Linked DNA regions of Homo sapiens: region 2 is linked to region 1. A link is a contact called in ENCODE Hi-C or POLR2A ChIA-PET data. All regions are on one chromosome and are shown on one strand. Each heading gives the region's core, a stretch centred on a gene start or an enhancer-like site at or near the end of the contact. The rest is flanking DNA. Distances are from core to core; before and after follow the strand shown. Region 1 holds the start of GRIFIN (galectin-related inter-fiber protein). Region 2 overlaps LFNG (LFNG O-fucosylpeptide 3-beta-N-acetylglucosaminyltransferase).

Evidence for each region. Hi-C counts contacts between places; a loop is a spot of excess contacts on that map. ChIA-PET counts read pairs that join two places held with the same protein, here RNA polymerase II (POLR2A). Pooled maps may share reads with other maps.
Region 2: a loop to region 1 is called in a map of CD8-positive, alpha-beta T cell, with 8 times the contacts of the local background. The contact joins the enhancer-like site here to the promoter of GRIFIN in region 1. A Hi-C loop is called at or near these places in 27 of 168 maps with a recorded cell type or tissue (B cell, CD14-positive monocyte, CD4-positive, alpha-beta T cell and 15 more) and 18 of 50 pooled maps. POLR2A ChIA-PET finds 5 or more read pairs at or near these places in 16 of 52 experiments (B cell, CD4-positive, alpha-beta memory T cell, H1 and 11 more).

The regions. Positions count from the first base shown.
Region 1 is chr7:2,472,923-2,479,025 of GRCh38, forward strand. It overlaps GRIFIN (galectin-related inter-fiber protein), which reads right to left and starts at 3,476. Exons shown (of 5, transcript NM_001394787.1): 1 at 3,450-3,476; 2 at 2,998-3,077; 3 at 2,747-2,906; 4 at 2,219-2,385; 5 at 1,806-1,963. The coding sequence starts at 3,461. The coding sequence ends at 1,948. RefSeq lists enhancers at 1,000-1,545, 5,637-6,103 and a silencer at 4,918-4,987.
Region 2 is chr7:2,527,931-2,533,942 of GRCh38, forward strand. LFNG (LFNG O-fucosylpeptide 3-beta-N-acetylglucosaminyltransferase) reads left to right here. Exons shown (of 8, transcript NM_001040167.2): 8 at 1-499. Among named protein-coding and RNA genes, the nearest start is that of MIR4648, 3.9 kb to the left of the region's middle. RefSeq lists enhancers at 439-1,413, 1,414-2,387, 2,819-2,968, 3,363-4,335, 5,521-6,012 and silencers at 1,419-1,478, 1,999-2,098. Within about 2 kb of position 2,446, at least 23 of the 41 ENCODE cell types and tissues checked have a DNase peak (open chromatin) inside an H3K27ac peak, as active enhancers do; they include B cell, CD14-positive monocyte, CD4-positive, alpha-beta T cell and 5 more, where a contact is called at or near this core.

The DNA of each region.
Region 1 (6,103 bases), core at 2,226-4,725:
CCCCAGAGCTCAGGGCCTTGCCGCGCACAGAGAGTGGCAGAGCTAAGGCTCAAACCCAGGCAGCCATTCCCAAGTCCAGCTTCCCGTCTCTGCTCTCCTGTCTGTGCCACTGCAGACCTAATACTTTTATTCATCAATTCATTCATTCATTCATTCGAGACAGGGGCCTCTCTCTGTTCAGGCTGGAGAGCAGTGGCATGATAATTGCTCCACCTCCTGGGCTCAAGCAGTCCTGCTGCCTCAGCCTCCTGAGCAGGTAGGACCACAGGTGTGAGCCACCATATCTGGTTAATTAAAAAAAAATTTTTTTTTTGGTTTGGAGTTTCGCTCTTGTTGCCCAGGCTGGAGTGCAATGGCATGATCTCGGCTCACCACAACCTCCACCTCCCGGGTTTAAGCGATTCTCCTGCCTCAGCCTCCCGAGTAGCTGGGATTACAGGTGTGTGCCACCATGCCTGGCTAATTTTGTATTTTTAGTAGAGACGGGGTTTCTCCATGTTGGTCAGGCTGGTCTCAAACTCCCGACCTCAGGTGATCCACCCGCCTCGGCCTCCCAAAGTGGTGGGATTATAGGCATGAGCCACTACACCTGGCCAATTTTTGTATTTTTTGTAGAGATGGGGACTTGCTGTGTTCCCCAAGCGGGTCTCCAACTCCTGGGGTCTCAAGGGATCCCCTTGCCATGGCCTCCCAAGGTTCTGGGATTACAGGCATGCACTTGGCGTAATACTTTCCTTTAATAACTCACTTGTTAAGGCTAAATACCTGTTGAGTTTCATCCTAAGCTGTGACGTCACTAGTTTCATGTGGATAAATAATAGATTGGTAGGTGGGCACATAGATGAATAGATAGATAGATGATTGATGTTGATGACAATGATGACGGATATAGATGGTATATACATGATAGATGATAGATATTGATGATAGGTAGAGATAGAGATGAAGAGATGCCCGGTGTTGGTAATTGTAGTAGAATTAACATGCAATTACGAAATCTCATTGTGTGTGCCCCTGAAGTCACCTTCCCACCCCGGGGCTCTTCGGCTCTTCGAAGGCTGAGCCCTTCGCATACAGGAGGCAGGAGCCACAACTCCCATTGTATAGGTGTGGAACCTGAGGCTGGTTGGGGGGACTTGTGGATGGTCACGCAGCCAGGAGGGGCAGGCCTGGGGGACTCTCCCCACAGTGCTCATGTCCCCTTATGAGGCCTCCGGGGCCTTCCTGCTCCCACCACACACCAGCCTGGCTCTCACCACCACACACACATGAGGCTGCTGGGACAGGCTCACGTCTCCCTCCAGGTGGGACAGGAGAAACAGGAAAGGCCCCTGCAGGAAGTAGGGGGAGAGGGAAGCCTTGGGGCCTCTGAGGAGATGGCTTGGACCAGGCAGGACATGAGTGCCCCAGGGCTGACCCTTCCCACCAGGGCTGAGCCGTGGCAAGAGCCTGAGCCCAGTGGTCCTGGGTGGGGACTGGCCCAGGCCATGCCTGCCCCTGCCTTTCAGTCCCCTGGGCCCCGCTGGGACCTTCTGGCCCATGGCAGGTGCCCTCCCCACACAGGATGCCATCCGACACCCCTCCCCGGTCCAGGTCCATCCCGGCCGTATGCGAGACCGTATACGGCGAGGCCGTATGCAGGCCGCCGTATGCGAGAGCTTCAGCATCCTGGGGACAAAGTGAGGGGGTTGGGTCGTCTCTGGAGTGTCGGTCTCAGGGTCCCCCAGCCCCCCAGCTTCCAGGGCTGCGTAGCACCGGCCCCACCTGAGCCTCCCCCTGCCACCCCCTAGCAGCCAAACGCCTGCAGCCTTCTCAGAGTTTATTGAAGGTGGAGCTGCGAGGAGCACACAGGACCACAGACCCCCTCACCCAGCTGCCCCAGGGTGGGACTCCAGGTACCCTGGACATGGGACAAGCCGAGGCTGGCTCCTGGGGTGCAGGTGTCACTCAGTAGCCCCGGTCCCTGCAAACATCCAAGGCACGTCCCTAGCTCCTGCCCTGCCCATGCACAGACCAGGGTGGGAGGTGGACCATGGCCCTGCTCCCGTGGCCGGATATGCAGGGCTGGCAGGGAGAGGAGCAGGGTGGGACGCCAGGCAGACAACCCCTCCCCAGGCGGAGGAGGGTCCCCGGATCAGGGTGAGAAGCAAAATCCCTGCTGGGGTGGGCAGTGTGGGGCAGGAATGGGCAGGGACCTGGGTAGAGGCAGGGACTTTACCCCCAGCTCAGGCCCCTCTTGGCCAGCTCCACCTGGGCCAGGCAGTGGTCACTCAGCACGCGCACCCTGGTGGTGGCGCCCAGCGGCCTCTGACGGCATGGGAACTGTAGCACCTTGTGCTCCGGGGCGTAGACGTGGAAGTGCTCCGCGTCCCAGCTGACCTCTATCTGGGCAGGCTGGGGCCAGTGACCTCAGTGCCAGCCCCCAGGGCCTGGGGTCTGGTCCCGCTTTTAACGGTGATGTGCCTGCCGGCCGTCTCCAGGAAGGACAGCCTGGCAGGCCCCGGGGGTCCCTTGGCTTGGAGCCCCCAGCCCAAAGTCCCCTCCTTTCTCCCAAGATGGGGTGGCTGGTAGCCAGGGTGGTGGGTACCTACTGCACACGTAGGGAAACTGAGGCCAGGGAGGCCACCCAGACCTTGCCCTGGCCCACTGACCTGTAAGCGTCCACCGTGAACCCGCTGCCCACTGGCCCCCTGTTCCCCCACGGGCCTTCCCTGCCTAGCCCAGGCCCCACCCAGGCCCCTGTCACCTCAAAGGGCTCCCCCGGGGCCAGCGGGAAGATGCTAGACACCTGCTCCGGGCCCCAGCGGCCGTACTGGAAGGCATTGCCCACCACAGTGGCGCTGGAGAACCGGGGCTTGATGTGGAAGGCAATGTCCCCCGTCTCCAACAAGAAGTTAGTCTCGAACCTGGGGCGGACATGGTGCGGGTCAAGAGCTGCAAAGAGCTGGGCCGGCCACCCAGCCCAAGGCCCAGCGAGGGGAGGGCGGTGCCGCTGACCTGTCCTCTCCAGAGTCAGCATGTCCCTGGACCAGCAGCTTCCAGCCGGGGGCCAGGCCGCCCGCACAGAAGGCTTTAGACTGAGTGGAAGAGACAGGGGGACCAGCCTCATGGGGCTGCAGCCTCCTCCCTCCCACCCCCACCCCCACCCTATCCCATCTGTCCAGGAAGGTCCCTGCCCACCCAGCCTGCCCCCAACCCAGTGCCAGACATAGGCTAAGGCTCTGTTCATCTGGTGTCTTTGTGACAGGGTGACCAGGGCTGGGGTGGGAGGGACACACCTGCCCAGCAGGCCAGCTCTGGGGGGACCTTCACCCTGACGCCCTCTCAGCCCTGAGATCTGATGAGAGGCCAGAGCCCATACCCCATCTCTGTGCAGAGAGAGCACGGGTGGCTCAGGGAGCCCCCAGCCCTGCACCGTTCTCCTTCTCCAGGTCCAGGGTCTCACCCACCTGCACTGCCATCTGCTCCCAGCCACTGTGGGAGGGCGCGGGGAGCCTGGGGTATAGATGGGGGGCTAGGGGTGGGAAGTGCCGGGGGGCTGGGGGTGGGGAGCGCCGGGGGAGGGCTGGGGGTGGGGAGCGCCGGGGTGGGGCTGGGGGTGGGGAGCGCCCGGAGTGGGGGGGCTGGGGGTGGGGAACGCCGGGCCCCACCCCCGGGTGACTTGGCAAGGTCTCTGGGCCCTTCCCAGCCCATATCTCCCTACCCCTCGGGCCTCTCCCTTCCAGCTGGTTCTCTGTGCAGGCGCAAGGGAGATGGGTCACCTGCCCCTGCTCCCCCAAGCCCTCTCCTGCCTGACTCTCACCCACTTCACTCCTTCAGGATCCAGGAAAGCAGCCACTCCTTTCTCACTGGGACGGCAAGGTCTAGGCAGGGACCCTGGCCCGGCTCTTCCTCCGGGATCACGGGCCCCTCCAGGGACTCGAACCCTCCCATCCGGCCAAGGGCAGGCTTAGGAGGGGAGGCTTGGCTGCCGACCCCTGCCCTGGCTTCCCAGGTCCCGTCTGACCACGTGGTGCTGCAGGGCCTGTCCCCCAGCCCACCCTGGCCCCCGCCGCCTGCCCCCACTGGCTCAGCCACCCCATGGGGCATACAGCAAGGATTAGGCCGGCGCTGGTCAGCGCATTCCAGGCTCTGGCAGGCGAGGGGAGGGCTTTTCCCACACCCAGGATGCTCCCCACCTCAGGCTGAGCATGGGGGGGACCAGCTGGGCCCTCAAGGAGGAAGGGAGGTGAGCAGAGAGAGTCTCAGGCTGTCGGGCAGCTTTGGGGCCTCCGAGGACGGGAACCGGCCCGAAGTGGACCTGGAGGGGGCACAGAGCCCTAGGGCTGCTGCAGGTGGGTGTGTGTGCAGCCATGTGCAGCCATGTGCAGTGCGTGTGCAGTGATCTCGTGGGTGGGTATCCTGGCTGCAGGCCGGACGATTGTGTGAGCCCATGAGTGTGCGAGGCATGGGGTGTGAGTTCCAGAGACTCTGGGTGACAGGGAGGTTTGCTGTGTCCCTGCCTGTGTGTCTGAAGAGGCCTGGCCCCCAGGATGCCCCCGCCAGGATTCTCCATTCTCACGTCTCCTGCCGCCCTGTCCCCGTGTTCGAGTGGGCCCTCCAGTCCCCCATCCGCAGGGGTCCCTTCCAGCCATTCTCTCCAAGCCCTGGCAGGGCTGACCTGGGTCCCGCCTGACCTCTCCATGGGTGCTGCCGCTGGGGCCTGTGCCCGGACGTCCTGGTAGGAGGGTGGGACTGCTGAGGCCGGGAGGGGCCTCAAGGTGGTCGTGACTGTCCGCCAGCCCCCTGGGTGGTGCAGAGCAGTGCGGAGCCTGCGGCTGTGGAGCCCGTCTCTCCTGCCTGGCTCGTAGCAGGGCTGGCCGTGGCCCTGCAGGGGGCAGCCCTGGGCAGCAGAGGATGAGCGTGCCTGCCCTCCCCGGCCACATCCGCGTCCCCATCCTGCCTGGCCGTCCTGGGGCCCAGCAAGCCGCAGGTCCCTCCTACGTGCCTCCCCCAGAAGAGCACAGAGAGGGAAGCCCTCACCACAGCAGGAAGGGGAGCCAGTGCTTCCTCCCCCTCCCTGTCCTGCCCCCAGCCCCAGGGACAGCCCTGGTTTCAGCTGCGGAGTGAGGACACAGAGCAGGACTCTGGGTACAGGACTCAGGGCCAGGGCTGTGCAGAACATAGAGGCAGGGGGCTGGAACAGGCTTCCCACCAGCTGACAACCTGGCGCTCGTGGCCTCTGAGCCTCAGTCTCCCCCACCGTCCGCTGGGCACAGCAGTCCAGCAATGCCATCTGCTGTCCATGCCTGGGTCCTGGCAGGGTAGGGTGGCCCAGGCAACCACAACCCTGGACACAGGAGCCCGGCCGTCATCCCCTCGCTTTGGGGTCTGTGGGGGCAGCGGTAGAGGGCCTGGGTCTCAGGAGCTGCCTAGAGCCCCAGACATCAGGGGCCCTGTGGGTGGGGCTTGAGCCCCAGACTTGCCAGACAGAAGGCCTGCGTGCCGCTGCCTGGGATGAGGGGGGCCTGAGGTCCCTGCTTCTGCCAGGCCCACTCCTCTCTGAGCTTCAACCTCCCCATCTGGGCAGTGGGCTTGTGTTACAGGAAGCTCAGCAGGCTTCGAGGCCAAAAGGGCTGTGTGAGCCCAGTCCGGGCACCCACAGTTCTCAGAAAGCTGCATGCCTCCTAACACCCAGGGAGAAGCAGGCTGGCCCTCGTCCCCATGGTGACACGTGTACTTGGCCTGTGTGTAGACTTGTGACCTCACCCCGTTTACTGTGGCTTCAGAGCCTCTCCCTCCTGGGGCGGGAGCCAGGAGCCGCCAAAGATCTCGGCAACCCGGACAACCAAGGGCCCAGAAGTCAGAACTGGGTGGGTGACAGAGAGAGACCCCGAGCTCTGCAGGCACAGCCCGTCCTCAACCCTGACTCCAGGGAGTGCAGGTCCAACCCCGGCCCACTCCCCGCTGGCCAGCCTCAGGGGTCGGGGTGGCACAGCAGGCAGTGCCCATGCTGAGTTGCTGGCTGGGCACCAGCCACTGGGTGCTGTGGCTTGGGGCCCGGGAGCAAACAGACCTCTCCTTCTCCTGTCCCACACGCCCACCCGGATGCGCGGTTTGCCCA
Region 2 (6,012 bases), core at 1,196-3,695, 54 kb after region 1:
ATTTAATCTCCTCTCCAAAGTAGAGAGCAAGTCGCCCACAGTGGGCGTGTCTGTAAATATTGTGACAGTATTTTTTTACTGTGCTGTTTTTTTTGAAAGGGGATGGGTAAAAAGTAGGGTGTTCTTGTTTTTTGCTTGGGAGGGTGGGGGTGGGGGAGGGTCTTATTTTATCTTATCTTTTCTGTGGATCAGAAAAAACAGAAGCCAAACTCGGGGTCATCTTTGTTTTTAAAGCTGAAGTGGGACTGTCTGGCACTCTGTGTATTTATGCGTTCCAGCATCTGGAACCTCCCATCCCTGCCCTCCTCCTGTGTAGCTGCCACCTCCCCGCTGGGCCCAGCATGGCTCACCTGTCCCGTGGGCTGTGTTTCTTGTTGTTTTTCTCTTTGCAAAGACATAGCTAGGAAAGCGAATGATAAGGGAAAAGTTCTCAGGGAATTGAAGTGTTGTTGCTATGGTGACGTCCTTTTGCTGTGAATAAAGGTGCTCTTTGCAGCAATCCTGGGGGTCCTGGTCTTGGCTGGAGGTGGGGCCTAAGCCCCAGGGCAGCCAGGGTCAGGAGAGGCACACAGGTGAAGGGGAGGCTTGGCCTTGGGTGCACCGCATGGAGCAGGTAGATAGGAAACGCTTAGAGACAACTATTTTGGAACGAAACCTGGCGTCACTATAGCTGCCTGCTGGTGACTACAGGTGCGGCCCACCCAGGGTCAGGGTGGTCGCTGGAGCGTGAGCCCTGTGCTTCCAGGAGGAACAGGTCTAGGATGCTGGGGGCTCTAGGTCCCAGCCAAAAGCACAACCCCAAGGCTCTGGCCTGGTCTGGCCACTGGGGAGCCCAGCCCCTGCAGGAGGGACAGTGACTCCTGTGACCGGGCCTGGGGCCTCCTTATCCAACTTCACTCCTGCCACGAGCTCACAGAGTCCACATCATCGCCTCACTTTGCAGGTGGGGAAACTGAGGCACGGAGCAGCTGATGCCCAAGGTCCAGCAGCCATGCTGGTGGGCTGGGGAGGCGCTCAGACTCCAAGCCAGGCAGGCCGTGGGTCCGGCCGCCCCACAGCTGGTAATGCTGCACCTCCCTCTCCTGTGATGTGGCCCCAGGCCCCGACCCCGCTCAGGGGTGGTGGGAAGAGTCCTGGAGAGCAGGAGCAGTGCCGGAGCCCCCACTGCAGCTGGTCCCAGCCCCTGCAGAGATCCAGACGCTTGTTTTTTAAATACAGCAGCTCTGCGGTGCTTTTCCTTCCTCAAATCCAGCCTTTGAGGGTGACTGAGTAGGGGACGGGTGCTGCAGCCTCTGCGGGGATTCCCTCCCCTCACCCTCCTGGCAGCCCCGGGGCGGCTCACTTCCTCTTCACCATGAGCCCCCACCCCTTCCCTGGGGCTTACACCCTTGGCCTGGCACTGCCCTGGCCGCGCCCCTTGCAAGTTCCTGCTCTGGCCTGACCCTGCTTCCCCCGACCCCAGGGCTCCAGGTCCCCCTCCTGGTGCCTCTGCACCCCCCACTCTGCTCCAAGGAGACGACACACTGTGAAAAGTGCCTCTCTATGGGGGGGTGCCTTGCCCTCCCCCGTCGCTGCCCCCTCCAGAAGAGTGCTGACGTGCTGAATGGGCCTGCAGAGACCCCCTTACTCTAAGCCTGGCTGGGGGCTACCCTGGCCTTGGGGGCGGCTGGCAGGGCTGTGACCCCACCTTGGCCTTGGACGGTCCTGAGTCAGCAGAGCAGCTGCCTGGGGGGTGTGGACAGTGATGGGGATGGCGGGAGGATGGAGGGCCCTCACCGTCACGTGGCCTGACCCCCGTCTGGGTGGCTGTGGTCCTCCCTGAGCACCCACCATGTGCCCACCCACTTCTCATAGGACGGCATAGGCCCCTCTTCTGAACGAGGAAGCTGAGACTCTGGGGTGGGGCGGGGGGGTCGTGACGGAACAGGCTGCGGGCAGAGGCTGCTGGCCTCCTTCCTGCCCGGCTGACTCAGAGGCTTGGGGCCTTCTGCCCTGGCCCCGACGCTGTCCCCGCCTGCAGCTGGCATCGCCTCCCCACAGAGCTGGTGGGGCCCCGGGGGCAGAGGTGTGGCTGGACCCAGGGGTCGGACAGACCCATGGATACAGCTGTGGGGGCCCTGCCAGGGCTTGGGGAGTCCCCATTAATGTTCATATGTCCCTGTGTGTGGAGCGGGGTGGGAGTGGGGGCTAAGTGGGCATCGGGGAGAGCAGAGGAGCAAGAAGTGGGGTGGGGAGGAAGCCCGGCTCCTCCCGAGGCCTCGACCTCTCCATCTGACAAATGGGAACAAAGGTAAATGCAGTCCCCGGGTGCTGGAGGTCAGGGGGTGTTTTGGAAGGTGCACAGGACAGCGCATCTGGCCCCTTCCTCTTCCAAGCTGAGGGAGGGACGTTTCTCTGCCCTCAAAAGGGGAAGCAGGCCCAGCAGTGTCTTAGGGGAATGAGGCAGCCTGACCTCTTCCATCCACCGCCCCCCCACCCCCCAGAAGGTGACTCACCCGGCAGGGGAGGTGAAGTCATTCCTCCCCCAGGTACATTCTGGGGACAGCTGTGTCCCACCCACCAGTGGTGCCATCACATCAGATTAGAGGTCTGGTCAGAAAGGGGCCTGGCTGGTCCCTGGGGCTCCATGTCCCCCCAGTCTAGCCCAGCCAGGCCCCCTTTCCCAAACTTCTGATCATTAATGGGGCTTTCAAAACAAGTAAAACTGCAACCACAGGGGCTGCAGGGCGCTCAGCGAGGGTGGCAGACCTCAGCCGCCACCCCTGCTTCCGTTCTGCCAGGCGAGTGCCTGGGGAGCCCCAAGGCTGCTTGGGGTCTGGGAGGGGCTGCTAGGGTGGGGCGCCTCCCCACTCAGTTGAAAGGAACTTCCCTTCCACTGGGGCCATCAGGGCCAACTTCCTGGAAGAGGTGCCTCTGAGCTGAAGCAGGAAGGCTTTGTCAAGATGGAGTAGGGAGAGAAGGGGCCTTCCAGGTCTCAGCACAGCCTGGGCAAAGGTGCAGAGGTGGGATCCACTGGGAGGACTGGAAGCCTGGGAAGGAGGGCAGGCAATGCAGTTGGGTCTCTTGATCCCCCCTCCCCAATCACAGACAACTAGGGCTCTCCACAGGCTCAGAGGGGCCAGGGCCAGGCTGCTATGTGACTTCAGCCATTCTTGCCGGGTGGGCCTGGGGTCAGAGGGAAAGCAGGGACCAGGGCCAGATCCATCTTCGAGTCTGTCAGAACAATGGGCAAGTCTTGTTCCCTGCTGGGTCCATGTGCCCACACAGCCTCAGCCTTCTTAGATATTCTGCAGGGTGACCCCCTGCTTCTGAGCCCAGAATTGGACACACAGGAAGGCCCTTGGGGCCAGGCGTGGTGGCTCACAGCCGGGCTGTGCCCTCTGCCTGGAGCCGCAGCCTGGATGCCTCCCACCCCACATTTAGGCTTCAGGCCCCACAGCTGCCTCTTCCCAGAACCCTCCCGGCACGCACTTCGGCGACTCTTACAAGTACCTGTTCAGCGTCAGCCTTCGCCCAGGAGTGCAGGCTGGGGACGAGGGCAGTGGCCACCTCTGCCGGTCCTGTCAGCACCTAGTGCAATGTCCAGCCCACCGTGGGCACTCAACGCAGGCGGCTGTGCTGCCGCAGGTCACAGCACCAATCAGACACCCCCATCCCCACACACACCCTGCACCGGCCCACGCGGCCATCACACTCGGAGCACACGCGCTCCGATGTGGCTGCACTGTTGGCACACGCACAGGCGCGCACGTGGGCGCATACACGCCGGGGCGCCCTGACCTCCCCGCACGCCCTCCCGCAGCCGCCCCGGCCTCTGTCCCCACGCGTGTCACACACGGCTGGGTGTGCTCGCTCACGCCGTCCCGCGACGTTGCTCCAGCCGGTGCCCGGAGCTCGATCGGGAGAGCTGCTGTTGGCCGCCTCTGCCTGCCAGCGTTTGCCAAGCGGTTTCCATGGTGACACATCTTGGCTCCGACAGGAACCAAGGAGTGTGGGGAAGAGGGTCCCCACGGAGGGGGCGAGGCGAGGCAGGAGGTCTCTGCGTCTTCAGGCTCCCGGCAGGCATGGGGGGCTCCACGAGTGCAGACACCCCCCAATCCCAAGCCAGGCTTGCACCCCGAGAAGGAGGCTCTGGGCTGGTCCCTCTGGGCTGCCTGGCACAGGGACTGACTTAGGTCAGTCAGTCATTCAACAAACTTTCTGGAAGAGCCACTCTGTGCTCACAGCCGGGTCTACGATGCTGCCCAAGACGTGGTCTCGCAAGAGGCTCGGAGTCGAATCCTGAGGCTAAACTGACGTCCCGCCACCCTACTGAAGGCCCCATCTAGCAGGTTGGTCCGTGGCTGCGTAAGCACCAAGGCCCACCAAGCACTTTCTCAAAGGGGGGCTCCCCTCTGTGGTAGATCAGTTACAAACGTGTCCCCGATGCCCCACTCCTCCCTGAATCACCACGCCCTTTGCTGTGTGACTTTGCCCCAACTCCTGTCTAGAGGTGGCGTCTACTTCCCCATCCTTCAATCTGAGCCTGTCTTATGACTTGCTGTGGCCAATAAAAGGTGACAGCAATGACATTCCCAGCTCTGAGCTTAAGCCTCCAGGGACATGCGTGCCTCTGCCTGCTCTCCCCGACTCCTGCTATAGCACGAGAACGGGCTGGGCTGCTTTGCTGGAAGGCAAGAGGGCGATGGAGCCTGGGTCACCCTAGCTGAGGCCATCCTGGACTAGCTAGCTCCCAGCTGCCCACAGATGTGTGAGTGAGCCCAGCTAGGACTTGCCAGGCCTAGCAATGAGCAGCAGTACCACCAGGCCCTTTAATACTAAGGACATGTGAAGTCATGTGTTTGGAGCTATTTGTTACTCAGCACTAGCTACCTGATACCCCTCTCTCTAGGGCCCTGGCCAGCAGCTGCCCAACCTCAGTTAGCACAGGCCAGAGGCTCTAAAAGTTCCCAGGGGTGCTAAGAACCAGGCCATGGTGACAGCTGGATTCCGCTGGCTAACAGTGCCAGAGGGTGCCGGGGACAGAGCTTGTGGGAGGGGGTTCCCATGACAAGTCCATGGCAGGAGCTACTGAAGCAGAAGCACGAGTCTCCACTGCCTTTCTTTGCCTCGGTTTTTCCCCCTGTGAAATGGGCCCATCACCCTGTCCTGTCTCTTGGGGACCCCTGGTAAGGTAGCGTGTGTGGCAGCTGGAAACAGACCTACTACGTGCCAGCCCCGGGTTGCAACCTAGGGAGAGAGGCCCATTGCTGCCTTCTAGGTTCCCACAACTGAGAAGGCAGCGTCACTAATCCCAGCTTACAGACTGGAAACAGTGGGGAGAGGATGAGTGGCTTGCCCGAGGCCCAGGACACACAGGAGCAGGTGGGCATGGCCACAAGCCCCGGCTGGGTCTGAGCTGGTGGTTATCTTCATGTTTTTCTCCCTGTGGTCACCTTTTTGGAAATTTTTTTTTTTTTTTTTTTTTTTTTTTTACATTTGACTATTTTCTTGTTTATTGGTATTTCTTTGGGAGATTTTTTTTTTTTTTTTTTTTTTGAGATGGAGTTTCGTTCTTTTTTTTTTTATTTTTTTTTTTTTTATTGATCATTCTTGGGTGTTTCTCGCAGAGGGGGATTTGGCAGGGTCACAGGACAATAGTGGAGGGAAGGTCAGCAGATAAACAAGTGAACAAAGGTCTCTGGTTTTCCTAGGCAGAGGTCCCTGCGGCCTTCCGCAGTGTTTGTGTCCCTGGGTACTTGAGATTAGGGAGTGGTGATGACTCTTAACGAGCATGCTGCCTTCAAGCATCTGTTTAACAAAGCACATCTTGCACCGCCCTTAATCCATTTAACCCTGAGTGGACACAGCACATGTTTCAGAGAGCACGGGGTTGGGGATAAGGTGACAGATCAACAGGATCCCAAGGCAGAAGAATTTTTCTTAGTACAGAACAAAATGAAAAGTCTCCCATGTCTACTTCTATCCACACAGACCCGGCAACCATCCGATTTCTCAATTTTTTCCCCACCC